Linked DNA regions of Homo sapiens: region 1 is linked to region 2. The links are chromatin loops, found by intact Hi-C in ENCODE. Cell type or tissue: PC-9. All regions are shown on one strand. Each heading gives the region's core, and the rest is flanking DNA. Links, peaks and the distances in the headings are about the cores only. Region 1 holds the start of LOC105373906 (a long non-coding RNA gene). Region 2 overlaps MOGAT1 (monoacylglycerol O-acyltransferase 1).

Region 1 (16,821 bases), core at 4,842-7,341, 530 kb before region 2:
CAAGATAAACAGGGTTTCATAAGCTTTCCTTCAATGAGAAAAAAAGGCTTTCAAAACACCTTTGGAAAATAATGTCACAGAGATTAAACCACAGGTTTCAAGAAAAGAAATCTTTACTAATTCCTTGAACAAGGAGAAAATGTAGGTTTTTAAAAAAAATCTAAAAACTACCCTGTGAATCTATACTGAGAATTAGGACTAGTGATACTGGCCAAGTGCATTCTTCAGCACAGCTGGTGTTTCCACACCTGATTTTGAAAGGACAACCATTCCAGATTCACTCTGTCCTTTCTCTTGTCACCTAAGGGAGATATACCCTAGACAAATAGAAGATTCCAAAGTTCCATTCTTGGTCAGTGTAGATAGGTTGATGGCCATGGTAGGCTTCTGCATCTCTAGGGAGGCATGCCATGACACAATGAGCACTAAAGCCACGGAATTCTGGGTGGGAATCCCTAGCCTCCTGGGGTCAGGTCACAACCAAGAAAGTCCAGACCAACTCCCCAGTGTGCTTTTAGAATGAATACTCACCATCAAAATTCTCACTTTGCAAATTAACACAGGAATAGAAAACCAAATGTGGCATATGTTCTCACTTATAAGAGGGAGCTAAGCATTGCGTACGCGTGGGTATAAAGATGAGAACAATAGACACTGGGGACTACTAGAGTGGGGGAAGAGGGAGTGGGGGAAGGGCTGAAAAACTACCTATTGAGCACTTCACTCACTACTTGGGTGGCAGAATCATTCATACCTCAAACCTCAGTATTACACAGTATACCCAGGTAACAAACCTGTACATGTACCCTGAAATCTAAAATAAAAGTTGAAATTATGAAAAAAAGTCCTGCTTTTGTTTTAACTTAAAAAAAATCAGAACATTTAAATCTGTTCATTGCAGAAGATTCGAAGGATACTTAAAAGCACAAAGAAGAAAATGTATATGACTTATAATCTTATTTTCCAGAGATATTGGTGATATACACCTCTAGTATTTTTATGCAGGTATCTATAGTTCTATAAACCAATTTGTGATCACACTGCAAATACTATCCCGTAGCCTTGTTCTTCTCATTTACCAACAAATCTTAAACACTCTTCCATATCATTAGTTTTCCAACAGCACACCATTTCTAGGTCCCATAGAGAACAATTTTTGACTATGCTACCATTTGCGTAAGGAACTCCCTATTTTGCTATTATAAATAATGCTAAAATGAACATCCTCATAGATACATTTCATAGCAAACTTATGATAATGCTTTGTCTGTGATTTGGCAAAACCATTTCCTCTTCAGCTCCTTTATATGGTCCTCTCATCTTACATTCCTCAGTTTCTTTGATGTTCATGGCATCATATTTTACTGGATGTTAGTCAGGATTCTTTGTTGTAAGCAGATGAAGTACATTATAGTAACTTATGCCAAAAGTGAATTTATTGGCAGCTTACAGAATCTCCAGGAAGCCTGGAGAGCTCACTGGAGGAACGGCTCTGTCCCAGTGAACTCCCTGCTGTTTCCACACACAATTGCACACAGAACCTGCAGCTTCTATCCCCAGCCTCCCTGAGACTGGATTTTTTTTTTTTTTTTTTGAGATAAAGTCATGTTCTGTCACCAGGCTGGAGTGCAGTGGCACGATCTCTGCTCACTGCAACCTCCGCCTCCCGGGTTCAAGCGATCCTCCTGCCTCAGATTCCCAAGTAGCTGGGACTACAGGCGTGTACCACCGCACCCAACTAATTTTTGTATTTTTAGTAGAGACAGGGTTTCACCATGTTGGCCAGGATGGTCTCAATCTCTTGACCTCGTAATCCGCCCACCTCAGCCTCCCAGAGTGCTGGGATTACAGGCATGAGCCACCGCGCCTGGCCCCTGGGACTGGATTCTAAATACTGGTACTGTCGCCACCATTGCCACTAGAAACTAGAAGGAGCTGCTGTCATCACCATTTCTGGAATGCATGCAATATCTCTATGCTTCTTCATTTTGCCAACTTAGAATCATTATCAGAGCACAGGCTATAGGTGCGTGGTCCAGCTTCTAGGAACGGGGAGCAGCAAGTATCTTGGAGATGGACTTCACCTCCCAAGGTGGAAGAACACCCAAGATAACAGGGGCTTACTTCCTCGGAAGCCATCACTTTTCCTGGTTACTGTCCTCAGGACCCCAACCATGGCTTCTCATCAATTGACTAAGTTAATATTTTACATTCATCTTTCTTTTCAGTTCTTCTCCCATTACTACTTTTGGTATTACCAACATCCACATAAATGTAACATCTTGATCTCTAGGTTTCTTGGTCTTCTAACTTCCAAAGATCTATTATTTGATCTCATCTCAGCCACCATCTTTGTAGTCATCCTTTTGATCTTGTTATCACTATCTGCATCACCTCTGAAGTCTTAACTTCAAGCATTCCCCTCTGTGACCACTGTTTCCTGACCTCAGCTGCTCTAGCACAACCACTTGAGCAGTTCTTCAGCCACTATAGCACTTTGACTCACTCATTCTGTCACCATGTCATGTATTGGCTACCTGTTACTGCATAACATATTACACCAAAACATAATAGCTTAAAACAATGAACATTTTTTTGTGTGTGTGGTTTCTGTAGGTAAAAAATCTGGGCACGACTAAACTGGGTCCTCCAGCTTTGGGTCTTTTTCAAGGCTTCAATGATGATGCTGGCCATAGCAGTGGTCTTATCTAAAGGCTTGATGGAAGAAGAATCTGCTTTCTGTTGTTGACAAGATTCAGTTCCTTGCAGTTTGCTGGACTGAGGACTTCAGTTTTTCACTGGCTGTTGTTCAGAGGCTACTCTCAGTTCCTGGTCATGTGGGCCTCCCAATGCACAGCTCACAACATGAGTGCTTCCTTATCAGAGTGAGCAAATGAGATGAGAGGGTGTTACCAAGACCAAAGTCACAGTCTTTTGTAACATTCTCAAAAATGGCAGCCAATTATCGTTAGCATATTTTATTCACTAGAAGCAAGTCACTAGGTCCAGCCCACGCACAAGGTGAGAGAATTGCTTGAATGTGAATACCCACAAGCGAGGCTAATTAGGAGCCATTTTAAAAGCTGCTTACTACATACCATCATCAGCCCACAGTTTTGCGGCCCACACAGCTGAAATTGCACCTGTCCATCATTCTAATCATTGTCTTGAAAACACTCTACCTCCCTGCCCCTCCTCCCACCACTGCCATGCCAAACAAAGCTCCAATCTTGTTTAAACCCAACTATATGCTTGTGGTGCATCCAAGCAGCTGACTATTGGTGAGAAAAATATACAACAGTGCTGTCTGGTCTCTCTTACAATTTATGATAATAAATTTCAAAAAAGCAATCAACACAGCATAGCAATCCTACTGTACTTCCTTAATTTATTTGCTTTCCCACTGCCTCAAACTGTTTCACACATTCTCCAACAATCTGCTCCCCATCTGACCATCTCACTCACAGCCAATAGCCTTGCCTTGTACTTTACCGAAAGAAAAAATCAATGCCTCCATCTTCTCCTCAGCAAAGCCCCTCGCCTCACATCTTTTCTCATAATCTCGCCTCCTGTTACATTGGATAAAATCTTCCTACTCCTAACCATGACCTACACTTCCAGCAATACTCTGGAGCTCATCATCTTTCTACATCTTCTCAAAGACTTCCCTTCTGCAATTACCCCTTCTCTTTCTTGTGTTATTGACAGCTGCCTCTCTACTGAGTCATTCCCATCAACATAAAAAATGGCCAACTAACTTTGAAAAATAAAACCTCCCTTTATCCCATATATCCATCTAGCTAAAATAAAACTTCTTGAAATATTTGTCTCTATTATTCCAGTTCTTCCTTCCTTCCTTTCTTCCTTCCTTCCCTCCCTCCCTGCCACTCTGCCTCCCTTCCTCCCTCCCTTCCTTTCTTCCCTCATTCCCTCATTTGAATAAAGTTTGCCCTCTGTACCTACCTGAGGGAATGCTCTTGTCGAAGTCCCCATTGATCTTCATTTTGCTTAATCCAATATCAGTTACTACTTCTTACCTTAATTTCCAATGTCTTGGCACAGCTGAATGCTCCATTCTTCTTGAAACACTTTCTTCTCTTGGTTTTGAATTAACATATTCTTCCTGTCACACTATTTGTTCCTCCTTGTTCTCCTTTGCTAGCAATTCTACCTCTCTTTAACTACTAAATTTTGGAGTCATCCACAGATGACTGGCCACTCTGCTGGCCACTCCCCTCTTTCTTATCTATGTACTCAGCAACATTTGTCACAGACTTTAGATAACATTTATATAAAAATGACTTCTAATTTCTATCTCCAGGCCTGATTTCTTCCTGGAATTCTTGACTTTCATATATAATTGTCTCTTCAATATCTAAAATATATGTCTAATAGGCATCACAAATGTAATAAGACCAAAACAAAATTCGTAATGCCCTTCTCCTGCCACTGCAACCCATTCTTCCTCTAAAGTTGCCAACATAAAACAGCTCAAAGTAAGTATTTAGGTGTTATCCTAAATTTATTTAGTTTCATGTCAAGTCTATCAATGTGTCTTATCTATTCAGCTGCAAAACATATCCTGTATCCATCATCTCTCTATTTTTATTGCCACTGTGCTAGGGCAGGCCATCATCACCTCTGTATTGGACAACTGTACCAGATTTCTAATTGGTGTCTCTACTTCCTCTTTTGCTCCCTCTACAATCTATTCTTTATGCCAAACCAAAACAATCTTTTAAAAGTAAAAGTCAGATAATGTCACTACCATGCTTAAAAATTATATAATATATATATTACGCACATGCATAAACATCTACAGATATTAAGGTATACAACTTGATGAGATTGAACAACTGCTGACCCTGGCTTATAAAGTCCTACACAGCCAGCTTCTACCCTCCTCACCATCCTCTCAAAAAACTCTTCTCTTTGTCCACCACACGTTGATCACCCCTGTTCCTGCTTTTGGGCCTTTTTACCAGTTGCTTCCTCTTCCTGAAATGCTACTTCCAAATCTGTACAGGGTTGGTGCACTTTAGCTTTAAGCTGATGTATTTTGGATGCTATGTCATTCGAAAAGATTCCCTGACATATTCAGGGTCTGAAGTCTAAAGTAAGCTCTTATAAGTCTCTTCCAACTATACTATTTACATTTCCGCACAGTACACATCACTCTATGATAGTGTTGGTTTGTTGTCTATCTGTCTCCCTTCCTGTAGAATATGAGCCTCAGTGGAAGAGGCTCTTGTCCATCTCACTTACCACCATGTCCCCAGTGCCCAGAATGGTATCTGCCATGGAAGCGTTCAATAGATATCTGGTGAACAAAGGACTCGCTTTCTCAAGAAACTATTTCAAGAAGTAGAATGACAAGGTCAAAGGATGCAAATAATGCCCATTCAGAAATTTTTATTTCAGAGACTACAGTCCTTTCAGCATCCCAGAATTTTGCCTGAACTTCCAACTGGAGTGTTAGGCAATGCAAGGAAGGAAGATTGATGATGTATATCAATGGCACACAAAGCACCACCACAGCACGCTGTCACCAGAGGCACATGTGCTTTCACTTTTCATCCTTAAACCTGACCCTTGTCTAAAAGATTGATGAGACCCCCAAGCACTTGCTGTAAAATGTCTAGGGAAGAATCCTTCCAGCTTGCTGGTTAACATCCTTTTCCATGGCCATTTATTTTCTGAATTAAACCCAAAGTTTTGCTCCTTTGTAGGCTCAGAACATGAAAGTAAGTGTAAGAACCTAGATGTATTCTCACCTGGAAAAAAAAATGTTGAAAGAAAGGGAGACTTCTAAAACAATCATTCTTTCATTCATTCAACTAACATTTTGAGAACCTAGTTTGTGTCAGGCACTGGTCTAAAACTTGGCAGTGAAGTAAGCAAAGTCAATGGCTCTGATATTGTTTACATGATTATGAACATGGTTTACATGATTATAAAGGCTTTTGTTTTATTTCCTGAGGACAAGGATAGTTCTCATGCCCCATTGTATTCTGTACAACACAGCCTCATGTCATAGAGGATTGGTATTTACTATATTGCACTGAATTGTTAGATACATGTTTTTAAAATATAGAAATATATCTCTGAGAATTGGTAATGTCTTACAAATACAGATTATGTGGCTTTTTTTTCTTATTGGTATATAAAATAAACAGTGCATCTTACAACCAACGGTGTCTTAGATTTAATGAAATGCTGTAATAATGTAGAGTTACTCAGCATTTTAAAAGTCCTGGCATCCCAAATGTTGACAGAGTGAGTAAGTGTTACCCTTGGGATAAGGGGCAGGAAAGTGGGCAGATGAATCCTCTCTTGGTATGATTAGTGTTGCTCTCTGCACCTGAATGTAAACATAAAGTTTCCTGGCTCCTCCAACTTTCTTCTGAGAAACAACACATCCATGTGAGTCCATCCCTCGATCCATGATCTTTGCATGTTTTTTAACTTTATTGTGACTTATGTGGCAACTACTTCATAGAGTTATACTTATTTAACATTTGTAAACTAAAAATAAAACCCTAGCTCCCCCCACCGCTACCCCTACCCCTACCCCTACCCCCAACGAACTGAACAGACCCCTTCTTGGCTAAGGGCACTCCAGAGAAACCTTAAAAATCTGTTTGCAGACATGACAGGGTGGGAGGTCAGACATACCACATTATCCCCCCTCCCTTTATGTTTAGACCAGGGGTGTATAACCTTTTGGCTTCCCTGGGCCACATGGGAATAAGAACTGTCTTGGACCACACATAAAATATGCTAACACTAACAACAGCTGATGAGCTAAAAAAAAAAACACACACACACACACACAACAAACAAACAAAACAAACAAACAAACAAAAAAACAAACTCATAATGTTCTAAGAAAGTTTATGAATTTGTGTTGGGCCACATTCAATGCCGCCCTGGGCTGCATGTAGCCTGAAGGCTGCAGGTTCAACAAGTTTTAAACACATCTGACCAGTGTTAATGTTAAAATAGAGATCATAAGACTGTCAGAACAGACTCTTTGTGGCAAAAAGATACCAAATTATAAACAGGACCTAAAGCCATGCCAGGTAAAAGATAAGCCACACACCCCTATGGTTAAAGAATAAACTATGTTCTAAGTGCCACAAGGATTTTCTTTTTCTCTAGCAGCTAAACAAACACTGACCTCAAGATAAGCAATATTAAAACAATTATCATCCACCACTAGACATATTAACTAGCCCTCTGTTTCACAAACCATAACTGCAGCTTTGATTGGACTAAAGACTGATTTCAGTAATTTTTTACTGATAACAAGATGGCTGACCATGGACTGGTCCTAGCCAGTTTACAGAGGGTGTGCACTGAGTGCTTTCATGTCTCAAAAAGACTTTTTGACTTATGGTGCCTAATTGTAATACATGTAAATATTAATTGTCCACCCCAACTTGAGCATGGGTCATATGTAACATGCAAGTTTGTTAAATAGGCATGCATCAGGACCCCCTTCATGAATATTCGTGGCCCTTCCTGTGACCTCTTGAATATGTACATTTAGTCAACCTGGTCAGCATAAAGCTCCTATTCCAACCTCTCCTCCTTTGAAATGCCTTTCTCTAGTCTTTGCGGGAGGCTGCGCTTCCCGGCCTGTGGGATGGTCACCTTGCAAGCTGTAACCCTTTTTAAGAAATAAAGTCTCCTTTTTTAAATTTATAGATCTTGTGATTCTTAAGTTAACACATTAAATGAAATAAACCATGCAAAGTACTTAGAGCAGTGCCTGGCAGAGGAAACTGTCAATAATGATTTTTCCATCCCCCGTTGTTTTCTGGAGCAGATCAAGTTCTGCCCTCACCTTTTCCACCTCCCCTTTTGGAAATAGAAGATATACTAAAAGGAATCATCTCTTCTGCACCATGTAGTAGGAAGGCTGGGCTTCAAATTCAGAGAAACTGAATCCAAATCCTAGTAGTGCAGGATTTCTTGTCCTCAGCAATATTGATGTTTGAGGCCAGATAATTCTATATTGTCAGGGGCTGTCTTGCCATGGCAGGATTTTTAGCAGTATCCCTGGCCTCTACCCACTAGATGCCAGTAGCCCATGCCTTACATGTTGTGAAAATCAAACGTGTCTCCAGACATTGCCAAATGTTTGCAAATTTGCCCTCCACCCCACATTGGCAACTGCTGTTTTACTGTATGCCAGTTGGCCACATTGGGCATTTCCTCATGTTTAAAATGAGAATAGCAATGCTACATCCAACAGTTCTGGGGATGAGCTACTGTGCAGGGAAATCAATTTCTGGGCTCGAAGGCCACTATAAACCTAATGAGGATTGTGTTTCCATGTTCTGACTACAGGTATAGTTTTAATGTGTACTTCCGAAGGTCAGTTAGTGCTCCCATAAAGCTGAAATGAAGCATGGCTAAAAAGAATTATCCCATGGCAAACAGCTGGGAACAAGCTGTCATTAACAGAGTGTTTTCACTCTGTTTTCAAGCAGATATCAAAGCAAACACCTTCCTAAGGCCAGGCTCAGAGTCACACCAGCACAGGATCATGTTGAGGGCAGATCATAAAATCTGCAAGCCCTAAATATGCCACCTCCAGGTTACAAATTGGTAGTACTGAAGAAAAATTATAGAACGGTAATCTCAGACGTATTTGTCTCTTTCTGTGCATTTTTTTTTAAGTACAAAAAGATGTGCGTAGAACTGATTTGAGCAAAATGTTGGCCATCAGCCTTCTCCCACTTCCCCTCTTGCAGTACTCCTCTCCCCACTACGATGCCTCTGCTCTGTCTCCGGATCCCAGTGTCCCTGCCCACCCTGAACCACAGTCCCCTTTCCCTCCGTGCCTCGCCACAGTGCCTCCTTGTGATAACTCTATTACCTCAACTTCCTACCTCAAAAGGATCTGATCAGAGCTCAGTGAGTTGCAGCCCTTATTCTCCAGCAGTACATTCCTTTTAAAAGCACAACTTATTTAACCAACAGGAAAGAGATGGTCATATATCATTTGTTCCAGGGTGGAAAGGGCAATAACTGAAAATCAAAAGATCTGATTTTACCAATACTTCCTTATGATTTTCATGTGTGAAATGTTGAAGAAGTAGAGACACTCTGCAAATGTGCTTCTAGCTCGTTATCTCAGAAGGAGACTTGTGCTTCCTCCTGAAAGTATTAGGCCATCGCCTAAGATAAGATTAACTTTATCTCTAAATTTTCACACACATCATATGCAGATTCATTTTTAAATAATATTTCTTTTATTAACAACCTATTAATTCCATAAGATAATAAAGGAGCAACTCACCAGACCAGGCTTACAAGAAATTAGGGTAGAAGAAGACAGATAGTTGCCTACCAAATGGTATGAAATGAGGAGGTGCAGAAGGAAGGCTTCTCATCCCAAATGAAAATATTCTTCCTTCTCACACATCTATCAGAGGCTAGAATTCCCCCCATTAAAATGTGTTGTCCTAACAAAGGCAATAACATATTTTATCCATTCTACAATACTTTTCATAATTTCTCATTTCTAAAATCTAAATGTATTTTGCAATCAATGTTGATGTCTACATTTAATGTAGTAGTATTCCGCCACCCTCTACTGCCAACAAAAAGCTGTAAAATCAGTGACATATCTTACAATTAATGGCATGTTAATATCAAGGGGATGAGAAATTTAAAGCTGCTTGGAAATTAGTTTAACAGAGAGCATAGGGTCGAACCATACCTTCAAGGCAGGGTCACAGGGGCAGAAGCTGGGGAAGGGAGGAATGTTTGGATCATTGTGGGGAAGATAGCAGAGCCACATCACAATTTACCTGATGCCACAGTTAAAACTTACTCTGAATGTTTCTTAAAGTCTATGTCTCTCATTGGCATACAGATGAAGTTTGGACTTTTGGCCCATTTTATTGACATGATGTATAACAGCTAAATGCTATGAGATTTGTTTTCCAATGTATGAGATATGAATGCCAATCAGGGAAGGGAAGGGAAGGGAAGGGAAGGGAAGGGAAGGGAAGGGAGAGAAGAGAAAGCAACGAAAAAGAAAAAGGGCAGAGACTTGACTGACACTACCCAGAGTATCTGTAAAACTGGTAGTAAAACCAGCTGCTTCCCGATGTGGGAGTCTCTTTCTTGAACCTTATGTCCCAACTTCCAATAATTCTGTTATTCTTAGGTGGATTGCTAATGCAGTTTTCTCCACCTTTTGGAGTCTGGAGCCCCTATAGAGTTCCCTTTACCTCTGTTGCCAAGACTTGAGCTCAGATTGCATTTCTAACCTGGGGTCCATGGAGGAGTTTCCAGAAGGTTTGTGAACTAGAGAACACTCATTAGTAATGTTTCTTTGATTTTCTTTCTATTGCTCTGGAAACTATTTTCGTAAGTAAGAGAGTTGAATGCTACTTTTTGCAATTATATTACTATTTTCTATCGAAGAAGTACAATGTGAGACATGATGTTATACAATGAAGAAATGTATAGCTGCCATTATTTTCATGTAATACTGTTCATCAGGGTAGGAATTTTAAAAAACTCATCATTTTAATTATGGCATGAGTCTTTGTTTGCCTTGATCTTTTTAGGCTGGAAAATGTCAAAGAAAAGGGAATACTACAAAGCTATGCATATTAAGGTTTTACTTTCATTCTGAAATGTCATGAGTGTATCCTCTTTCTGGAAAAGGTCTCTTACCTTTCTGCAAAGTATAAAACCAGCAAAGCCAAAGGAATGTTATGTTACCCAACCTGGAAATACATCCAATAGTGTGGCTTCTTCTCAGGGGCAGGTTAAATTGCAAAAGTCTACAATTTCAGCAAAATTTGGATATGTCCCAATATAAATGCTTTGTATTTTCAGGATGGAAGAAGGGCCCAACTCTTCTGTCTGGGCAGCTATTCTGGGAGTTTGGAGAGGACAAACTTTCTAATGAAGGAGGAGAGCCTGTACAGGCTAAAGTCAAAGGGATAAAGTGCCAGAAACCCCAAAGGATTCTGAAGGTCCTTCAGTTCAGACTTCCATAAATGTGAAATAAAGATTCGTAATCCTTTCCCAGCTAACATAAATTCAAGAAGAAAGGCTTTCCAGAAATAATCTCATAGACTTCTGGAAAAAGGAATCCCTTTACTTATTTATTCAAATGTTTACTTAGTATTTGCCATGTGCTGGGTACCATTCTAGGTACTGGGGATATAGCACTGAACAAAATAGGATTCCTGCTTTATGAACTTGTATTCTACTATGTGATGAAGAATCTTTGAAATTTTGTTGTTCCCTTCCTTAATCTCTCCTGACAAAGCAAGCTATGGGGCTCCAATTACCTTTGCTACTAAAGGTTTTCATGAGTCACAATTTTCAGGACATGTTGCCAAAAGAAACAAAGTTGAGACTGATGTCATGTCAAAGATAACACATCAAAGATTACTTTATGATTTTATCTTATTATCAATAAAATGATAATGCCATCTATTTATTTCTGAACAAGATTAACATTTATATTTCTGAATAGATAATTTGGATTAGCTTCCCTATTTTTCATGAACTAGACATTAATTTGTACAAAAAAAGAAATATATTATGGTAAAGATGTTTTAAATATTCTATGTGAAGACAATCAAGTTTCAATTCAATGAAATAAACTTTATGCAAAACAGTATGTGTGTGTACATATTTGCATTTTCCTAAGGAGGGAACCCATAGATTCCATTACAACCTTAAATGTATCTGTGAGTCCAAAGGGGAATGAGGGAAGATAGTTAAGAAACTGTGCCCTAGGAATCCCCCTATCTTGCAAGGTGTAGCAGCTTCTAGTGAAGCTACTCATCACACTTTTTTCATCTGTCACATTCAATAGGAGGCGCACAGTCTACGGTTGTGGAGTAACTAACTTAGGGTAGGTTAAACTATCAGCATGACGTGAGCGCCTATTTTTCCAGGAAATTATGGCTTTTGTAATGAGTGATACGGGAAACTAGCAAGACACATCAGCAATGATCTCCACTCTCATAGGATTTCTAGTATAGGTCAAAAGACTGGACCTAATCATAAAAAGGAAATGTAAGAAATGCCATATAGCAATTTCTTAAAATATGAGTGGCACATGGATATAATGCCATGGAACATTTAAACTCAATAATGAGAAAGACATCCTTTTTCAATTCTCCTCAACCTCTGTATACGACAAGAGTCTCAGTTTGGGGCTAATATGTCCTTAAGACCCCTCTCCCTTACTAATCTCCTTTTTTACAGGAAGCAGATCTCAGACTCAGAGATTTCCAAGCTAAGAGTCTTCAGCTGGAATTATTTTTAAGATCTCATCACATTTCACTTGCATTTTTACATTTATATGAAGTGTAATATGCATAACTTGAACTAATCCTAAACTCACAGCTTGATACATTTTTATATACATATGGATGGATTTATGTAACCATTGACAGATTAAGATACAGAATGTATCTATCATCCAGAGAGTTCTTTTGTGCCCTTTTCCAATCAATACCCCTCTCTAGTTGTAACTAGTATCCTGACTTCCATTTCCATAGATTAGATTTTCCCATTCTTGACTTTTACAGAAATTGAATCATATAGTTCATATCCTTGCCTCTTTTATCTATCATGTCTTTGATATTCAGTGCAGTTGGATGTTATAATAGTTTGTTCTTTTTTTGTTGCTGGGTAGTATTTCATTGTGCAGGTACACCACAACTTATCTATTGTACTAGTGTGGACATTGGAGTTGTTTCCAGTTTGGGGCTATTATAAATAAGGCTGCCATAAACATTGTTTTCTTTTCACTAGAATTTAAGAACAACGTTTTTCTTTCATTGCATTCATTATGATTGCTTCTTATTTAAGGCAAGTAATTCTGGTTATCTGTTTCGGGTGCATTCAGGGTAGCATGGCTGTAGACTGGTTATCTATTTCAAATAGCAATAAAATAGTTCATTTTAAACTTAATTGATTTAAAAAAACAAAATTTCTAGAACATTGTAAATAAATAATTGTACATTAAGGAATATATTTGTTCAATTTCATGAATGCAGCAGCCAAAAGACCAGGGAACTGTTCTAAGACAGCTTGGGAAATTTTTCTAAGACAACAATAATTGGTTAGTTAGAAACCGAAAGATTTTGAAAGTAAATGCTGTGGGAATTTAGCAAACAAGTGGGTTCCAAGGGGTTGGAATAAATGCAAAGCCTTTGGAGTTCACTAAAGTGTGAATACTTTGAGGGAGGGAACGACATCCTATTCACATTGATATGCACATCACTCTGAAGAAAGTACCCAGTCCCAAAGACAGTCTTCATTAAAACTTGTTTCATATGAACAAGCTATATAGCTCTCCGTACCTCAGGAACAGTGCAAGATAGCCAGGAAGACACAGAGAGTACCCCAATCAGGGGAACAAGGCAGAGACAGCAAGTAATGTTCACAGAATATTAAGCAGAGCAAATGGACTCCAGAAGATCCTTATAGGGTAGCAGCAAGGGATAGAAGTGAGAAGGGAGGGGCGGGTCTGGGGAGGCAGGAGGTTGAGTTGCAGAATCCACCTCCGTGGGATTTAGCCAGACAGTTAATTTTGTAGACTACACACTTGAATGTTTTCCTCACTATGGGAACTTGAAAAACATAAGGTAGCTTATCAGTGAAAAGCAGCTTAAGAAAACTTCTAAAATTTCCATGGTGTGTGGGGGCCTAGTTTGCTCATCACTCTCTTCTTTTTCAGAAGGGTTTTCTGCAAAGTCCCAGAAGTTGATTACCCTTTGCATTCTGTTCTTCACGAGCAGGAATGTTTTCAAAATAAAGCACAAACTGCTGCTGTCTGAGCCGCCTGAGTTACATGTTCCAGAAACTTTGCTTCCAGACAAGAAATTTAGTCTTTGCTTTTTTTTTTTTTTTTTTTTTGTTCAGCAGAATGTGCCCATGCACATCTCATATTTCATCCAAATGGGAAAGTTTGCCATGAAGAGTTCTCCATAACACAGCTGACATTGGTTTAGATGGGACTAATTAAGTTTAAAGCTGGTCAGAGGTATAAGAAGCTATGGAGCATGAAATATCTTTTCATCAAAAATGTATTTTAAAAAGCAGAGAAGCTACAAAATTCTGCATCTCTCATTAGGAGTGTGCTTTATGATGCAAGCAGAAATCTTAAGCTCGCCTCACGGCAACAATTATTCTTGTGGGCCTTAAGAGTTATAATCAGCTTTGTCATCTTTGTGAAGCATAAACTTGAAAATATAACAAATAATTGCAGCTCATAAACCCTGTAATCTGATAGGAAACCATCTCATAAGCGCATCAGTGTTTAGGAGAAGCTCAGTCTAATACTGGCTCAGGGTCTCATCAGAGCAAAGTGTTGACTCATATGCAATGAACATGCCATGACCCAGAGCTACCATGGGTATTGCTACAAAGGCAGTACCTGTGGAGTTTCTATTTAGGAATTGCTGGGCTTCTCCTACTCTAAATTATATGAACCAAGGTAAAATATTTCATTTATACACAACCATCATTACACAGGTAAGGAAACTGAGGTGAGGGAGGTGCTTCAAAGGTTCTTCCAGCTTTAACATTTCAGCTTGTAGTCCTGCTTGTGTATTGAGAAAGTGGGCATCTCAAAGGAAGCTCCTTTAACTCAGTAAATATAAGTCGTTCAGAGATACATTTCTGAGTAATGTGATGGTTAGTTTTATGTGTCAACTTGACAGGGCTAAGGGACACCCAGATAGCTTATTATTTCTCGGTGTGTCTGTGAGGGTGTTTCTGGAAGAGATCAGTGTTTGAATTGGTGAACTGAGTAAAGCAGATGGCCCTCTTCAACGTGAGTGAACATCATCCAATCCATTGGACCCAGAAGGATCCAAATAGAACAGAAAGGCAGAAGATGGATGAATTTACTCTCTCTTCTTGAGCTGTAACACCCATTTGCTCTTGCCCTCAGATGTCGACATTCTGGTTCTCAAGTCTTCAGACTTGAACTTAATTATACCACCAGCCTTCCTAGTTCTTCGGCTTGCAGAGGGCAGATTGTGTGATTTCTCAGTCTCATAATTGCATGAGCCTATTTCTATAACATACATTATGTCCTTAATATATATTATTACATATTATATTAATTTATCATATTATATAATATATATTCATAAAAATATATATTAGTATTTCATAATAGTATTCCATATATATGCTATTGGTTCTGTTTCTCTGGAGAACCCTAATATACAAGTAATAATAATTATTATCATTATTTCATGTTTCACATGAAATGACGACGTTTCTGACACACCATTTGCAGGGCACGCATTTTGAGCTGATTTTTCAAACAGTACATGAAAGGTTGGCATAGGTCTAGTCTTACTGTTTGTTGCCATTTACATGTGACCATCACAAATGCAAAGAGGTTAAAAAAATGATTCTGTGATTAAAAAACAAGTTTGAGACAGCTTGCCTATTAATATCCCCCCCATTTCTTCAACCAGATTTTCCTCTCTTTTGCCACAGCCTTTGCCCCATCCAAAACCTCAACTAGCATTATTATTGTCCTGTCAAATTTTGAAAGTGCTGCTTTGCACTGTATTAAAAAAAAAAAAAAAAAAAAAAAAAGAGGAGAGGTCAAAACCTGTTGGAAAAGCCCGTTTTTCATACCAAATAATTTGTTTTGGTGCATAGTAGATTCCTAGTCTTTTCGTAAGTATCAGACAAGAAAAAACAGATTTAAATAAGGTAAAAACATAAAATTTTGGGGAAATTTTCAGATTGATTTACATAGCCAAAGGTAGTTTGAATTATCTCTAGAATTGTTAAATAACTAAATGAGGAAATCACATACACACACACACAAATGCAAATGGCTGATAAATACACAAAACTATATTCTGCCTCATCAATAATCTAAGCAGTACAAATTTAAACAAAAATGAGACACAATTACTTATTCTATCAGATTGGCCAAGATTTAAAAGAATCTAAGGACAAATGACTAAAGGGAGTGTAAATTGATATCACTATCATGATGGGCAATTGGGTATATGCATAAATGCCTCCAAACATGCATATTTTATTTGACCTAGACATCCTACTTCTTAGGATGTATCCTAATGAATTAATCTGACAAATGCACAAAGACGTATGTGCAAGTTGTTTATTGTAGTGCAATTTATAATATTAAAAATTGAAAATTTGGTTAAATTTTGTTATAATTGGTGAACCTACACTGACACATCATTATCATCCATTATACTATAATGGAAGATGCATGGCTTTACACATTTGTCTAAACCCATAGATGTACAACACCAAAAATGAATCCTAATGTAAACTAAAACAATTTGTTAATTTGTTAATTTTATGGACACTACAACATTCATTAGGAACTGTTAGCACTTCATGGCACGTTTTCTGTTCCTTGCATGGGGGAAGGGAATATAACATTATAATATGCTTTTTTGACAGAATAAGAGAGTTTATTGAAAAATAGTAGAACTCTTCTCTTTTTTTTTGTTGGTACATAATAATTGAACATATTTATGTGGTACATATGATATTTTGGTACATGTATACAACACGTAATGATCAAATCAGGATATTTAAGATATCCATAAACTCAAATATCTATTATTTCTTTGTGTTGGGAACATTTCAAATCTTCTAGCTATTTTGAAATATATAATAAATTATTGTTAACTATAGTCACCCTACTGTGCTATCAAACAGTAGAACTTGCCGTTTCTATCTAACTGTATGTTTGTGTCCGTTAATCGACTTCTTTTCACCTCATTCTCCACCTTTCCTGGTCTCAGGTAACTATCA
Region 2 (16,821 bases), core at 8,705-11,204:
ATTGTAACTGTTTGCAGGGTAAGTAGAGGGAGGGACTGAAGCAATTTCCCCCTTTCTGAATGTTTAAGAGAAGCACATTGGACAAGTATGAGTGAAAACAAGTTAATACAGTTGCAGTTTTCCAGTCTTGACAACTAATTCAGATTCAGTAATTCCATTCAACCCTTGACTGATGATTATTTGTCAGTAGAGGTATAACTGGGCGATATCAAATGGCAAACCATTTAAAAAGTAAAAAAGCTTAACCAGGTGACAAGTGCAATCATTTAAGCCTACAGACTACACTTGCTTTCAGCATCAACAGCTTATTTCATGTGAGCATATGGTTACATTTCATTAAACTTTTAGTTCCTATTATCATGCCTTACAATTTCCTTTATATCATCCCCAAAGCTAACAATAGTACTTTGCATATAAGAGATCAAAAATGGTTAATGAATGTTATGCCAAAAAAGTAACCAGCTTATCTTGAACAATACCATTGCAAACTTAAATTTATCTCAAAATTCCCATTACCCTAACTGATCAAGTCTGTTAACATTCCATTTTATTAATTAAACAGCATTTAAGAATAATGTCATATGAAATCCATTTCTGCTCCAGTTTTTCAGTTAATACCAGCTCTCGAATACTCAGCAAGACACCATCTCGTAAAAGGAAGAAATATTAAGAAATATCTCCCAACAGAAGCTGGGCGCGGTGGCTCACGCCTGTAATCCCAGTACTTTGGGAGGCTGAGATGGGCGGATCACAAGGTCAGGAGATCAAGACCATCCTGGCTAACACAGTGAAACTCCGTCTTTACTAAAAATACAAAACAAAGTAGCCGGGCATGGTGGCGGGCAGCTGTAGTCGCAGCTACTCAAGAGGCTGAGGCAGGAGAATGGCCTGAATCCAGGAGGCAGAGCTTGCAGTGAGCAGAGATTGTGCCACTGCACTCCAGCCTGGGTGACATAGTGAGACTCCGTCTCAAAAAAAAAAAAAAAAAAAAAAAAGAAATATCTCCCAACAGGTCAAATCTCCTCCAGCCCAGAACATGAAGTTTGCAGAAAGTCTGAAGCATGTGGCTGAAAAACTCTGTCATGAGCTCTGCAACAAAGCTGGAGTACACAGGTGCAACCTATGTCCAGAAAAATAGGTGTATGGGGACAAATGCTACCAGTTCTATAAAGATAGCAAAAGTTGGCCGGGAGCGGTGGCTCATGCCTGTAATCCCAGTACTTTGGGAGGCTGAGGCAGGCAGATCACGAGGTCAAGAGATCGAGACCATTCTGGCCAACATGATGAAACCCCGTCTGTACTAAAAATACAAAAATTAGCTGGGTGTGGTAGCGCATGCCTGTAGTCCCAGCTACTTGGGAGCCTAAGGCAGGAGAATTGCTTGAACCTGGGAGGCCGAGGTTGCAGTGAGCAGAGATCGTGCCACTGCACTCCAGCCTGGCGACAGAGTGACACTCCGTCTCAAAAAAAAAAAAAAAAAAAAGACAGTGAAAGTTGGCAAAAATGTAAATATATCTGCATTGCTAAGAACTCTACCATCCAAAGATAAACACACAAGAAATGCTGGAGTTTGCTGTGTCTCAAAGCTACTCTGAGTTTTTCTACTCTTATCAGACAGGGCTCTTCCACCCGGGCAATGGCAAGGCCTGGCTATGGAAGGACGGAACTCCTTACTCTTCTGAACTCTTTGATATTATAATAGATGGCACTACCCTAAGAAGCAGAGGCTGTGTGACCATCCTCCATGGAAAGGCTTTCTCAAAGAACTGCTGAGAGTTGAGGTGGTATGTGTGTGAGAGGAGGGTGGCAATGGTGAAGCCGGAGACCCTCCATTAGCCTCCCTGAACCATTAGGTGAAGGTGATTGACTCTCCAGCTGCGACTACCAACAACAGAGTAGGAAAGTGAGGCCAGTGCAAGGGCTACTCGAGACACTGGGAAATTGAACATAAGCAGGAAAGACTATCTCTCTGACTAGTACAAGATGGAATCTCATGTTTCCTGTTCAGGATCACCAGCATTTCCGAGATAGGGTCCATATACATATTTACCAGTCACAAGAAGTCCTGTTTATATGCCACCAACCAGCCTCAGAAATCTATAATGTTGTCTACCTTCTTGGCTTAGAGATAACATTTAGCTTGCTTTCTTCTCAACATCTAATGTCACCTCCCTGTTTCCATGTCACCCTTACACTTGGGGGATTGAGAAACTTTTTGAAGTAAAGGAAATACATGGAAGTAACATCTTTTGTCCTGACGGTCAACTAGTCCATGAGAAGTTAGCAATTACTCCCCAGATTGTACTACCAAATGCACAAGGAATCCTTATTTTATTTCAGTTCATGCTATTCATTTTCCAGTCTCTCACTAAAACCCCATCTGCTATGTCTATGACCTGCTTCCCTACAGGGATGTCTCTTGTCATAAGAATCTCAATGTCTTATAAACATATGTTCCTGTGTCCATTAAGAGTCTGATAATTCGGTCCTTCTGTAGTTCATGAGCGTGAAGATTGGGTGCTCACGGGCACATGTGAAATGTGCCACCCTCTGAACCTTGTTACAACATCGGCACATTACCCATCTGACCTGAAGGAAAAAAAAAAAGATTCTGTACAGGCGGTGGCTCACGCCTGTAATCCCAGCACTTTGGGAGGCTGAGGCAGATGGATCACCTGAGGTCGGGAGTTCGAGACCAGCCTGGCCAACATAGTGAGACTCTGTCTCTACTAAAAATACAAAAAATTAGCTGAGTGTGGTGGTGCATGCCTGTAATCCCAGCTACTTGGGAGGCTGAGGCAGGAGAATTGCTTGAACCCAGGAGGCGGAGGTTGCAGATCATGCCATTGCACTCCGGCCTGGGTGACAAGAGTGCAACTCCATCTCAAAAAAAAAAAAAAAAAAAAAAAGATTCTGATAATTGTCTCCCTTCCACAGGAATTTCTCCCAGGAAAGAAATATATCCCCAACTCAGTTCCATATCAGAATTACTCTCCTCAATATTCCCTTCAGAGAGATTGAAAACCAGAAAAGTCACTCTTCATGTGCGTCTGCAATAGTTTTATTTCAGTTCCTATTTTCTTCCATTTGACCCACATTTATACCTTTCAGATACTTAAGATTTAATAATAATAAACGTAATTACTGTGGGAAAAATAATGTCATGTGATTGCATATTAAATGGAAAGCACTTATAAACTGATGGTAGTAAAATCCTAGCCTAGCAAAACAGACCTAAAACAATATTTGACTATATTTGAATTTTACTTAATGGGCTATCCATGGTGAACATATTACTTCCAGCTTCATAATATGTTTATAGTTTTAGTAATTCTGCTATTAGTGCCTGGCTCAGCACATTCTCATTTTAGCTCTCCAATCCTCTTCCAATCTGAGGGAGCTAAATACTTTGCTCCTGGGTTTTTTGTTTTTGTTTTTGTTTTTCTGAGATAGGGTCTTGATCTGTCACCCAGGCTATAGTGTCATGGCACAATCATAGCTCACTCCAACCTCCAACTCCTGGGCTCAAGTGCTCCTTCTTCCACAGCCTCCCAAAGCACTGGGATTACAAGCACATGCCATGGTGCCCCGCTAATTTTTAAAATTTTTAGTAGAGATGAGGTCCAGCTTTGTTGCCAGTCTGGTCTCGAACTCCTGGGCTCAGGCATTCCTCCTGTCTCAGCCTCCCAAAGTGCTAGGAATACAGGTGTGTGCCACCACACTTGGCCAACTCCTCAGTATTTTTATCAACATGGTCTTCACCCTCCTCCCTCAACTGGATTCTCCCAAACATGCAGCTTTTTAAAATAAAATGAGTCTAATTAAGAGTCAGAATCAACAAGGAATGCAAATAAATCAGCAAGAACAAAACAAACAATCCCATCAAAAAGGGCTAAGGACATGAATAGACAATTCTGAAAAGAAGATATACAAATGGTCAACAAACATATGAAAAAATGCTCAACATCACTAATGATCAGGGAAATGTAAATCAAAATCATAATGCGATACCACCTTACTCCTGCAAAAATGGCCATAATCAAAAATTCAAAAAATAATAGATGTTGGTGTGGATGCAGTGAAAAGGGAACACTTTCACACTGCTGGTAGGAATGTGAACTAGTACAACCGCTAGGGAAAACTGTAGACATTCCTTAAAGAACTAAAAGTAGAACTACCATTTGATCTAGCAATCCCACTACTGGGTATCTACCCTGAGGAAAAGAAGTCATTATACGAAAAATATACTTGCACACACATGTTTATAGCAGAACAATTTGCAATTGCAAAAATATGGAACCAGCCCAAATGCCCATCATTGAGTGGATAAGGAAATTGTGATATATGTATATAAACATCATGGACTACTACTTAGCCATAAGAAGTAATGAAATAATGGCATTTTCAGCAACCTGGATGGAATTGGAAACCATTATTCTAAGTGAAGTAACTCAGGAATGGAAAACCAAACATCGTATGTTCTCACTCATAAGTGGGAGCTAAGCTATGAGGACACAAAGGCATTAAGAATGATGCAATGGACTTTGGGGACTCGGGGGAAAGAGTGGAAGAGGGGTGAGGGATAAAAGACTACATATTGGGTGGAGTATACACTGCTCCAGTGATGGGTGCACCAAAATCTCAGAAATCACAACTAAAGAATTTATTCATGTGACCAAACACCACCTGTTCCCCAAAAACCTACTGAAATAAAAAAAAAATAAGTCTATAGCAGAATAGCAGAATATATATAAAACAGCTAGCTGCAAAAAAAAAGCTTTTGCTATAGAAACTGATGCTTATGTGAACTGAACATAATGAGGACACTTATCATACAGAAATGTTCATCTATCTGTAAACTCTGATATGACTTGTCATCAAAGAATTGCTATGCTATAATTGGCTGGCACAGAGAAATAGATTCATTATAGAGTATTAGAAACTTTATTTTGAAAATTGGATTTTACTTGTAGTGCAATAGCAGTATTCTTGAAAGTAATCAATTCCTATTCTAGTGGAAAATGTAGTCATTTCATAAATAAAAGGAATACCAGAAACAAAACTCAAATAACATCTACAGGATTATTGTTTCAGGAAGTTCTTACTCAAAGCCACTTCCCTTGCATTAGCACCTCAATCAATAACAAGAAACATTGCTTAAAGTAAGCTAATAGTTGTAGTTATTTTATGTACATACCAACAGTGTGGATGGCTTTCCTATAGGTCATTAGGCCAAAATTGTACTGAAAAACTCCCCTGGCATGAAACAGGGGCAAAGCAAACCCCATGATCTTCTGCAGTTTATTCTGAACAGTTCTAATCCATGATCCTTCAGGGTTGTCAGTTTGTTTAAACAGTTCATTTTCACCAAAAGAAACCACTGGGACCAGAGAGGCGCTGCAATAACAAAGGGGACGGGTGAGAATTTTCAATGAAAAGGATTCAAATAATTTATTCTGTTTAGCTGACTCTTGCAACAACTTCTGAAAAATTTTTTAAATGTGCCCAAGCCTTCCTATATTGCTAACTTCACGTTCATTGAAACTGTCTTAAACTTGACATTCTTTAGGGAGGAATTTCAGCAGGCTAGCCATTGACAGGATTTTATTCTATAGAAAATTAGGGTTCCAGGAAACTTCTCTTTTATCTATAGCTTTGGCCACTGTTGATTTGGCTGGAAAATTACACTGTATATATAGAATGTTGGTTTTTGTTGTTGTTCTCGTTGTTTTGCTTTTAGAGTTAAGTTTAATTGCTGAATGTCATGGCATTGAGCTACTGTAGTAAAAAGGTCATATTCCATTCCCCAAGAACATCCACACCTGCTTTTACTGTCAGATCGATTTGGAGGAGGTCTTTAAGGGCTAGAAAATCACCTTACTTCTTCGTGGTTTGTTTAATAATGTCTTAACTTTTCTGACCCCCTACTTTATACAAAAAGCCACTTACCCATGGGTCAAAGCAATTTTAACAAATCCTTTCCGCTGGCGGATGAACAGAGTGAACTTTCCAGGATGAGCATCCAGTGATTCTTTTGCACCCCCAAGGACAATGACAGAGATGTTTCCACCTCCCTCCTTGCTTACCATGTAGGACACACTTTTCTTGGAAACTGAAACCAGCCCTTAGTGAATAAAACAAAAAGTAACTAGTTATCCTTTTCTAACAATATTACAATGTTTTATCATAATATTCCATGACAATAGTAAACATTTAACAAAATTTCCTACACTGCTTACCTTTGGAGCACTTTGTAAGTTTGTAATTTTTCATAGCCAAATCTTTAGTAATGTATTCTATTAATAAGTTAACATCTTGGCAGGTAATGGGCTAGGTCTTTAAAATGTCATTCAGTCATTACTAGGTCTACCACTTGTTTGTTTAGGTAGGTTGTGCACTACTGAACTCTAGAGGACACCATTTATATTGCATTCTAAGTAAAAGGATCCCCTGCCCCTGGAGTTGTTCAGTGCACAACCTGCACAGCTGTATGTGGTGGCCTTGATATTTATCATGGCGAATTTTTACACAGAACCAAAAAGTATATTCTCCAAGAGGCTGCAGTGGATTTTCTGAATATATAATGGCCTGTTTTCAGATATTCTATATGGATCATTATTTTCCAAACCTGGATTTATAATATAAATGTGATATCGTTTGACTGTGCCCCCACCTAAATCTCACCTTGAATTGCAACTCCCACAATTCCTTCATGTCGTGGAAGGGACCAAGTTGGAGGTAACTGACTCGTGGGGGCAGGTCTTTCTCATGCTGTTCTCGTGATAGTGAATAAGTCCCATGAGATCTGATTGTTTCATAAAGAGGAGTTTCCCTGCACAAGCTCTCTCCTTGCCTGCCGCCACCCATGTAAGACGTGACTTGCTTCTCCTTGCCTTCCACCATGATTATGAGGCCTCCCCAGCCATGTAGAACTGTAAGTCTTTCAAACCTCTTTTTCTTCCCAGTCTTGGATATGTCTTTATCAGCAGTGTGAAAATGAACTAATACAAAATGGTTAAAAAAAAAAAAAAAAAAAACAAGACATTTGACAACCTAGATCACTTGCCAGATCTCTACATGTTTCCAATAAGTATAGTCTGACTTTGGTAAATTGTTCATTTAAAACAGTTAGATAATTGTTCGGTCTGTATTTCAGGCTTTCCCATGTAAAAATAACTTAAAAGATTCCTTTTCAGATTTCACATGTTCTACATACTCTTGGAGGAAAATATAGGAAAGAATAAAGACAAACATACAAACCAGTCTTGAACTACATTTCAGAAATAATCACTTTTTAATGTCTTATGTTTCTTTCCATTCTGGGTTTTATCCATTTTTATTTAGTCATAACAGAAAGTGTTAGACAGTCTTTATAAAGACATAGCATATCTCATCACTTGAAGAAAATGATATGCTAATTTTACTCTGGGTTTCTATTATGGGAGGAATTATGACAGGATTCTGAATGACCAACTGCCCTCTTAAGAGGCAGAGGATGCTGGGTTAGAGGTAGAGAGCCTGAGCCTGCCTAGATGGGTTTGAACCTTCACTGAGGTCAAGACATGCCATTCTGCTCTGTGTGAACCTGAGTGAGAGTTGGGTGCATCTCTTCCACCAGGAAGAGGGCCTCTTGGGTTTCCACACCCCTGGCTCTCCTAGCTTGCCTCTGGCCACTCCTCCGTTTTCCCTCAGGCTCCTTGTCTTCAGGCCATCCTTCAATGCTGCTATTTCTTAGGGGTCCTTCCTTATCTCTCTTGTCCTCTAACCTCATCTACACCCATGGATTCAACTACCATTTATGTATGCTGAGTTCTCCCAAATCCATCTGTCAGGAGATCTTCCTCCTGAGGTTCCAGGCCCATATCTCCAAATGCCCAATTGACAGCTCTACAGTGACAGCTCTAAGACACCTCAAACTACACGTCTCCAAACCGAATGCATTAAATTCTCCCTTAAAGTTGTCCCTCTTCCAACATTATTTATCAAGGTGAATGGGACCATCATCTATCTGGTCAAAACACAGCTTCTTCCATATGTAGCCACATTCTCCTTTCTTAGCCACCACATTGACTGATCATTCATTCATTTAAAAGCATTTATTGAGCACCTGCTACTGGCCAGGTACTGGGCTAAGTATTGATAATAATGACAAAATAGTTACTGACTTCATGAGGATGAATCAATCATTAAGTCTTAGAGACTGTATCAAATATTTTTGATATTAATCTCCTCTTCTGTATCTCCAGTGCCATTGCCACTGTTAGCATAGCCCTTATCACCTCTCCCTTCATCACTCAACAGGCCGCTTCCATCATCAGTCTCCAGGCCTACCTGCCTGTAACCACGTTCCAAGCTGCTGCCTGAATTATCTTTCTATCACACCAAATCCATCAGATCCCTCCTTTGCTCAAAATCCCTCCAAGTTCCCCATGGCTTATCTACAAAATAAAATCGAAAGTCCTCTGTATGGTATATAAGGCTGTTGTGATCTGATTCTGTTACCTGTCCAGCCTTAAGGGGTAAACAGAAAGAAGTATGAACCTGAAACGCAGTTGGCTCTGGCTGACACCTGATAGGTATAGATACACCCAAAATGGGACAAGAGGAATGGGTTGGAGGTGGGATTTAAAAGGACTTACAGATGCAGAATCCTATTGGGTAAGAGCAAAACAGACTGCTGTCAACAAAGGCCCTCTGAAGCCCTATGGTTCCTTACTACGTGAGGTCTGGTGCCTATGTCTGTCAGTCTTTCACACCCAGAGAGGCAGCCGCTTGGGCAGGCACAGTGGAGAGGGGCAGCCTTGGACCAAGGGCTGTCCTAGGAAGCTGGTTCTGGGAAGTATAGATAATTCTTTAGACTTAGAAACAAGGATAGTCCAAACCTCCACTGGCTGAAAGTTTGAGTATTTCTATTTACCTTTTAAGGAACTGAAGGTTGTACCACAGAAAACTATTCATGATGTCAGAAACCAGTGATTGCTGGGCGCAGTGGTGCATGCCTGTAATCCCAGCGCTTTGGGAGGCCGAGCTGGGTGGATCACCTGAGGTCAGGAGTTCTTGACCAGCCTGGCTAACATGGTGAAACCCCGTTTCTACTAAAAATACAAAAAATTAGCCTGGCATGGTGGTGCAAGCCTGTAATCCCAGCTGCTTGGGAGGCTGAGGCAGGAGAATCACTTGAACCAGGGAGGCAGAGGTCGCAATGAGCCAAGATCACGCCATTGCACTCCCCAGCCTGGGCAACAAGAGCGAAACTCCGTCTCAAAAAAAATAAAATAAAATAAAATAAAAAATAAATAAATAAAAAGAAACCAGGGATTGCAAACAGCTTTCCTCTCCAAAGCCAACTCTAGTAAACTGCAGTGGCTGTAGGGGCACTATACGGAGAAAGACTCTAAGATGGAGTATATGTGTCTGATAAGGCTATGGAGAAGGGGGTACCTACATCTCTTGTCCATGAATTTGCCAAACCTGCTCTTAACTATACGACTCAAACTCACTGCGGCAATGCTTTGAATAAGCAAACATTACACTTTAAATATGTTTCTGTGCTTTTGTGAAATTTAAACATTTTTCTCTGTAATTGTCTTCCTTTTATAAAACTCTAACACAATGTATACAAAACAAGGAAGAGAAGTAATTCCCCCCCAACCCCACTTTCGGTGGTTAAGAGGGGGATAGTGCACCCTCTGCAGGCCAGATGCCGGATCTTCCGGTAGCTTGGAGGGTTTAGTGCGCCCTCTAGTGTGCCCTCGGGACCAGGCTGGACTTTGAAAACAACCTGAAAACTCAGCGGTGAATTCTGGTACCTGGGTGCTTAGTGATATGCTACCAGGTATATAATGACAGTAGTGACTTGAGAGATTAATAGGACGTAATAAAAGTCTAGAGGACCATGAACAATTCTTTTTTTTCTTTCTTTCTTTTTTGAGACGGAGTATCGCTCTGTCGCCCGGGCTGGAGTGCAGTGGCAAAATGTTGGCTCACTGCAACCTCCACCTCCTGGGTTCAAGCAGTTCCCCCACCTCAGCTTCCTGAGTAGCTGGGATTACAGGCGCCCACTACCATGCCCTAATTTTTGTATTTTTAGTAGAGACGGGGTTTCACTATGTTGGCAAGGCTGGTCTCGAACTCCTGACCTCAAGTGATTCACCCCACCTCGGCCTCCCAAAGTGCTGAGATAACAGGTGTGAGTCACTGCCCTCGTCTCTTTTTATTTATTTTTTTAATTGTGATTGGGTCTCTCTCTGTCACCCAGACTGAAGTGCAGGGGCACCATCTCCGGTCACTGCAGCCTTGACCTCCCAAGCTCAGGTGATCCTTCCACCTCAGCCTCCTGAGTAGTTGGGACTACAGATGTGTGCCACCATGCCCAGCTAATTTTTGCATTTTTTGTAGAGACAGGGTTTTGCCATGTGGCCCAAGCTGGTCTCAACCTCCTGGGCTCAAGAGATCTGCCCGCCTCAGTCTCCTAAAGTGCTGGGATTACAGGCGTGAGCCACCGCGCCCGGCCTGGACTCTTATTTCTGAGCCAAGTTATTTTTCATCTAGGAAGACAGCAAGTTGAATATGCTTAGTTTTATCACTGCTGTTACTTCAAGACACAATGAAAGACATTTTCCATTTCTAGTATTCGTAACAGCATGCATGGTGCCTCTCCAAGGGTGTGATTTGTCACTTACTTGATCCCTGATTTCTTTTTCTACATCTGAATACACAAACTGCATTCATTACTTTATTTGATCATTGTGTTAATATTCATTGAACATTTCTATGTTCCAGGCACCATGCTGGATACTTGGGATGGAACAGAAAAGAAGACACAGTTTGTGTTTCTGCCACTTACAGTCCAGTGGGGGAGGGCAGGAAACACCCAGACACCATAGGAAGTGCCAGATGAGGATAAAACAGGTTTTACTCTAAGAGACCATAAACACACATGGGCCTGGGAGGGAATGTTCTGTGTGCTCCTGCTACCCCAAAGCACTGTGGAAACAGTGATCTGCCATCACTTACCAACACTCATCACATATTCTCGAAAGACAGGACACCAGAACCAAAGTGGCAGCACGTGAAGATATGAAGTAAAGCCAGGAAACAGGTCCTTGAAGTCAGAATAATTTACAGAAAAATTCCCAAAGGCTCCAACTGCCATTATTCCATGGGGGTGAAACCCAAATATATAGTTGTGACTTGGATCCAAATCTTGAGTTTTGATAAGCTACAGCACATTCATATTGAGATTTTAAAAAAAAGAAACTTCCCTTATTATTTTCCAATGAGAAACAAAAGGACTAGTTTTTATGTCAAGAGAAAATGGAGAACATGACTCATTTTTGTTCCCTGGGTTGGAGCTGTTTCCAAATTTCTAAACTATCTTCTGAGCCCAGATCCCTTTATATATAGCCTTCTAGATTTTGTCAAGTCAGCTTACAGTTCATTTAGTAATTGGAACCAAATTGCAGCCTTTCTCCCTGCTATGGTTTGAATGTTTCCCTCAAAAGTAAGTGTTTAAAAACTTAATCCCCAACGCAACGGTGTTGGGAGGTGGGGCCTAATGAGAGGTAATTAGGAATGAAAGCAGAGTGAATGGATTAACGCCATTATCACAGAAGTGGGTTTGTTATCTTGGGAGTGAGTTCCTTATAAAGGAATGAATTCAACCCCCTCTTGCTCTTTTTTGCCCTCTCCTGCCCTTCTACCTTGCGCTATGGGCTGATGCAGCAGGAAGGCTCTTGCCAGATGCCAGCATCTTTGGTATCTTGCCAGATCCCAGCCTCCACAACTGTGAGAAAAAAATTTGTTTTCTTTATAAATTACCTAGTCTTTGGTATTCTGTTACAGCAGCACAAAACAGACTAAGACATCCCCTCTGAAAAAGAAGCTTGAGATATATGTGATGAAAACAAATTTCCACTCTTCTCCTAAATCAAAATAATACTTTATAAAACAACTGTACTCACATGAATTGGAAAATAGTCCTTAAAGTGTTTCCAAAGAGTCCAATTTTTGATCCAGCTGGATCTCCTGCCTCCTCGCTCTGGGGTATGCCAGTCAAAGTAAAGCCACATCAAATAAGGGATGTAAAGGAACAAATAGTTGTGTATGATCAGCATCACAGTGATTCCAATGGACATCGGCCCTGTAAGAAAAGAAAAAGTCTCATGGAATCAGTCTGTTAGTATCTGCTCACTGCAGTGGCCCATGGCAGGGGGATTAATACATATAAGATATGTCAAACTGAGCCTCAGTTCAGGTAAGGTAATATAACAAGACAGTAATGACACAGTATTATTTAACATTTATTGGGTGTTTACTATATGCCAAGCATCGTGTTATGGACCCTGCCAAGGTATTTTTATTTAATCGTCGTATAGCCACATACCAATAAAGTAGCCACAGTACTCTTTATTTTTGAAGGGGGAGGTGGAAGGAATCGGTAGAGGAAACACTGAGCCATAATGTTCTTTTTAAAAAAGAGAGAATGGAAGCTTATCGAAGGGTTAAGTGAGTTGCCCAAGCCACACAGCATATAAGTGGTTGATCTGTCTGATGTTAAGGTCTAACTACTTAGTCATAGCTTTACATTGGCTCCCCTATGTGAACATATGGAAGAATCATCACCGACAGGAGGGATGTAGAGAATTTCCTACTACAGAAAATTCCATCTTCCTACCTTGACCAAGCAGCCATTATTCATGTGCCCACAAAGAGGGCACATTCTAGCAACAAACTTCATTTTCAGGAACTCTACTGTCAGAGACAGAAATAGCAAAGGTGGGACTCTTCAGATCTTAGCATGCATCACTTCTTGCAACATGTGATAATGAGAGAGCAATCCTAATTGTTTATGCACCTAATAACATAGCTTCAAAATACACGGGGCAAAAACTGTCAAAACTTGACTTGGGTTGTAGTGACAAGAATGGTTACCTTCAAGTAACACATGAAGCTCAGCTATACATTTTTTAAATGTCTATGTTATATACTACAATTAAAAAATTATGAAAAGAGAAACATGCTAACAAGAGAATGTTCATGAAGACATAAACCCTGGCACATAGCAAATCTTCACTAAATGTCAGCTACTATGACTTTAAGGAATGCCGTTGCTGCTTTCTCTTCTATAACACACTGCAGTCTCCAATCTAGGGTTCATTTCCACCCCCAAACTCTTATCTACTGCCAATCAACTTTGTTAAAGACAACCCTGTCCCCAAATGATCCACCAAAGTATCTGAGAAATAGCGTTTAATCTGTTATTGAAATATATACATATATACTGACATACATGTTTTACCAAAAACAACATTTATATATATTTTTTCTTTCTTTCTTGTTCTTTCTTTTTTTTTTTTTTTTTTTTTTTTTTGAGATGGAGTCTCACTCTGTTGCCCACACTAGAGTGCATGGGTGCAATCTTGGCTCACTGCAGCCTCTGCCTCCTGGGTTCAAGCGATTCTCCTGCCTCAGCCTTCCAGGTAGCGAGGATTATAGGCGCGCACCACCACGCCCAGCTAATTTTTGTATTTTTTAGTAGAGACAGGGTTTTGCCATGTTGGCCAGGCTGGTCTCAAACTCCTGACCTCAAGTGATCCACCCGCCTCAGCCTCCCAAAGTGTTGGGATTACAGGTGTCAGCCACAGCACCTGGACTATTTATATTTCTTGATACATATAAATCAATAAATTTCTCAGATATATCATTGAACCCAGTCAGGAAACTGACTTGCTGCTCTCTCCAGAGTTGGTTAAAGGTTGAAAGACTGGATGAAAGGTTAAGGTAGCATGTGTCCTCCACACCTCTGTGGGGTATCCTGTTACCTTCTGGACCCACCAGAAAAGCTTCCATGAGTCCAAAGCATGCTGTAAAGAGTGCCCTCTGCCCTCATTCCTACCAGGATCATTCCATTTTGCTTCCTCTGCTTTCTTCTATCCAGATCTGAGTACTGATGATTTGCCACTATTGGTTAGTTTTCTGTTTATTTTGGTAAGATGTGCAAAAAAATGACAGGAAACATGTGGGCCTCATTCTTTTGTACTCAAAGTTTGATCAGATAAGCTACAGTGAAATAGGGCAGGGAAAGAATAGTTATTGAGTGGAGAACGATTATCCTTCACTGTATATAGGGCATCTCATTTATTCCTCTTTGAAACCCCAAGGTACACGTTATTGCCCCATTTTACAGTTGTAGAAACTGAGGCTCAGGGAATTTGAGCGTCCAAAGGATTTGCAGCTGGATCTGCCTAATCCTTAAATCCATGCACTTTTTCACAAAGCCACGCTATCCTCCAGCTAATGGTAATAACACTGTAGACTAACTTATTACAGGTGCTTAAGCAGGTTCGTAAGCATAAAGAAGCAGGCAAGTGGGAGGTTCTGTTTTCCTTTCTACAAAGATGGAAAAACTGACACCAAAAGCAAACTGACCTAATTTTAATCATAGAGTGAGCCAGGAACAGATCCAAAAATAATGTCCCCAAGCTACTAATTCAATATTTCACTAACCGAACCCCGGCTACCTGAATACATGCTGCATATCTCTTTAATGCTCATTACATGTTTTACATCAAAAGAAGAAAACACAGCCGGGCACAGTGGCTCGTGACTGTAATCCCAGCACTTTGGGAGGCTGAGGTGGGTGGATACCTGAGGTCAGGAATTTGAGACCAGCCTGGCCAACATGGAGAAACCCTGTCTCTACTAAAAATACAAAAATTGGTGGGGTGTGGTGGTGGGTGCCTGTAATCCCAGCTATTTCGGAGGTTGAGGCAGGAGAATCGCTTAAACCCAAGAGACGGAGGTTGTAGTGAGCCGAGATCGCACCATTGCACTCCAGGCTGGGCAACAAGAGAGAGACTCCTCTCAAAAAAAAAAAAAAAAAAAAGAAGAAGAAGAAAACACTATAAAAACTAGGTAACTAGATAACGTCTATTTTTTATTTTCTATACATGCTGCATATCTCTTTAATGCTCATTACATGTTTTGCATGTATAATAGTTAAGATGTAGGTCTGGAATGGAACTGCTAATTGGAATTTGCCACTGTCTAGCTTCCTGACCCGGGACAAATTCTATGAGCTCTTGATCTTCAATTCCATTGCCAGTAAAATGGGCTTATGACAGCTCCTGTTTCCAAATGCCACAAAGGGAATAAATAACATGAGGGTGTACAGTTCCTGGCACAGAACTGGTATTCATCAAATGTGAGCCACTGTTATAATAACTTTCTTTACTATTACACATTTGGAGACTGCAAAATGTAGCTGCAGATGGGACATGAGGCAAGTTCCTGTCACTCAACAAAAATTACTCTTAAAATTTTCCTTTTGGCCTTTTTTCCCCTATGAACAGGTTATGTTTCTTTAATATGGCTGACCACACATTTTTAAATATTCTGTATTTTATCACAATTATTTCACATTAGCTGTTTGGTATTACAATGTTATTTTTAACGACTGATCAATATTCTATTGATTACCAGTGCTAATTCAACCATTCTCTTCATTTTAAATATCTGTGATTCTAACAATTTTTCTCTATAAATGTAATCTTGCATAAAGTTTGCCCACATTTTGATTTACTTCCATAAGATAATAAGAAGTAAAATACGGCTGGGCACGGTGGCTCACGCTTGCAATCCCAGCACTTTGGGAGGCCGAGGCAGGTGGATCATGAGGTCAGGCGTTTGAGACCAGCCTGGCCAACATGGTGAAACCCCGTCTCTACTAAAAATACAAAAATTAGCTGGGCGTGGTGGCAGGCACCTGTAATCCCAGCTACTTGGGAGGCTGAGGCAGGAGAATTGTTCGAACCTGGGAGGCGGAGGTTGCAGTGAGCCGAGATTGCACCGTTTCACTTCAGCCCGGGTGACAGGGCAAGACTCTGTCTCAAAAAAAAAGAAGTAAGATACTGGATGGCTAAGCAGAAACATCTTTGTCAGCTGATACACTTTGATATTTTGCTATCCAAAGAAGTTGTTCTAATTTAAATTCCCACTCTAGATACTGCATACATTTTTTGTTTCAAATCATAAAGAGCATCACAATAGTTTTGTAATCCTTTCTTTCTTTTTTTTTTTGAGACAGAGTCTCACTCCATTGCCCAGGCTGGAGTGCGATGACATGATCTCAGCTCACTGCAACCTCCGCCTCTTGGGTTCAAGGGATTCTCCTGCCTCAGCCTCCCGAATATAGCTGGGATTACAGGCATGTGCTACCATGCCCAGCTAATTTTTGTAGTTTTAGTAGAGACAGGGTTTCACCATGATGGCCAGGCTGGTCTTGAACTCCTGACCTCAGGTGATCCACCCACCTAGGCCTCCCAAAGTGTTGGGATTACAGGCATGAGCCACTGCACCTGGCCCTGTAATCCTCTGATTCTAAACGGGATTGAAACAAGAAAACACTATAAAAACTAGGTGACTAGATAACCTCTATTTTCTATTTTTATCTCATTAAGCAATTCAGGGTAATCTGATTCTTCTAAATTGGAGTTCAAAGAGAAGAGGAAGATACAAAGGTCTACGCTGTTACATTGTGCAGCTCTCGAAACTTATGTTGATAACTTTAAAAGTTGTCTAGATTCACAAACCAAGTTGAGTTGAAGGCCTGAATTTTAGCTGGGTTGATTTATCTCTATTCTGGATTAAAAACCACAACTTGGCTTCCTATCAATGGCACTCTGTTTTCACTTAGCTCTCATAGATTCTACTTTCTCCAGATTGTTGAGGAAGCTGTCCCTCACTCACTTTTTTTTTTGAAACGGAGTCTCACTTTGTTGCCCAGACTGGAGTGCAGTGGTGTGATCTCGGCTCACTGAA

Evidence for each region. Peaks named below come from ENCODE experiments on the same cell type or tissue, not always from the same donor. Only the 100,000 strongest peaks of a DNase experiment are listed, where the experiment ranks them.
Region 1: it touches region 2 in a loop (3-fold over the local background); 2 of 110 quality-filtered maps call a loop at or near these places.

The regions. Positions count from the first base shown.
Region 1 is chr2:223,212,083-223,228,903 of GRCh38, reverse strand. LOC105373906 (a long non-coding RNA gene) reads left to right here and starts at 16,771. Exons shown (of 3, transcript XR_923951.1): 1 at 16,771-16,811. RefSeq lists a silencer at 6,179-6,473. In PC-9, for the core only: no CTCF peak of the experiment used is centred there; a DNase peak (open chromatin) is centred at 6,273; H3K27ac peaks cover 672 bases.
Region 2 is chr2:222,683,665-222,700,485 of GRCh38, reverse strand. It overlaps MOGAT1 (monoacylglycerol O-acyltransferase 1), which reads right to left. Exons shown (of 6, transcript NM_058165.3): 2 at 11,964-12,142; 3 at 11,017-11,221; 4 at 5,950-6,124; 5 at 5,198-5,397. It overlaps LOC124906151 (small nucleolar RNA U13), which reads left to right and starts at 2,486; the gene lies at 2,486-2,590. RefSeq lists a silencer at 11,673-11,875. In PC-9, for the core only: CTCF peaks have their summits at 9,519 and 9,725 (motif pointing left); a DNase peak (open chromatin) is centred at 9,695.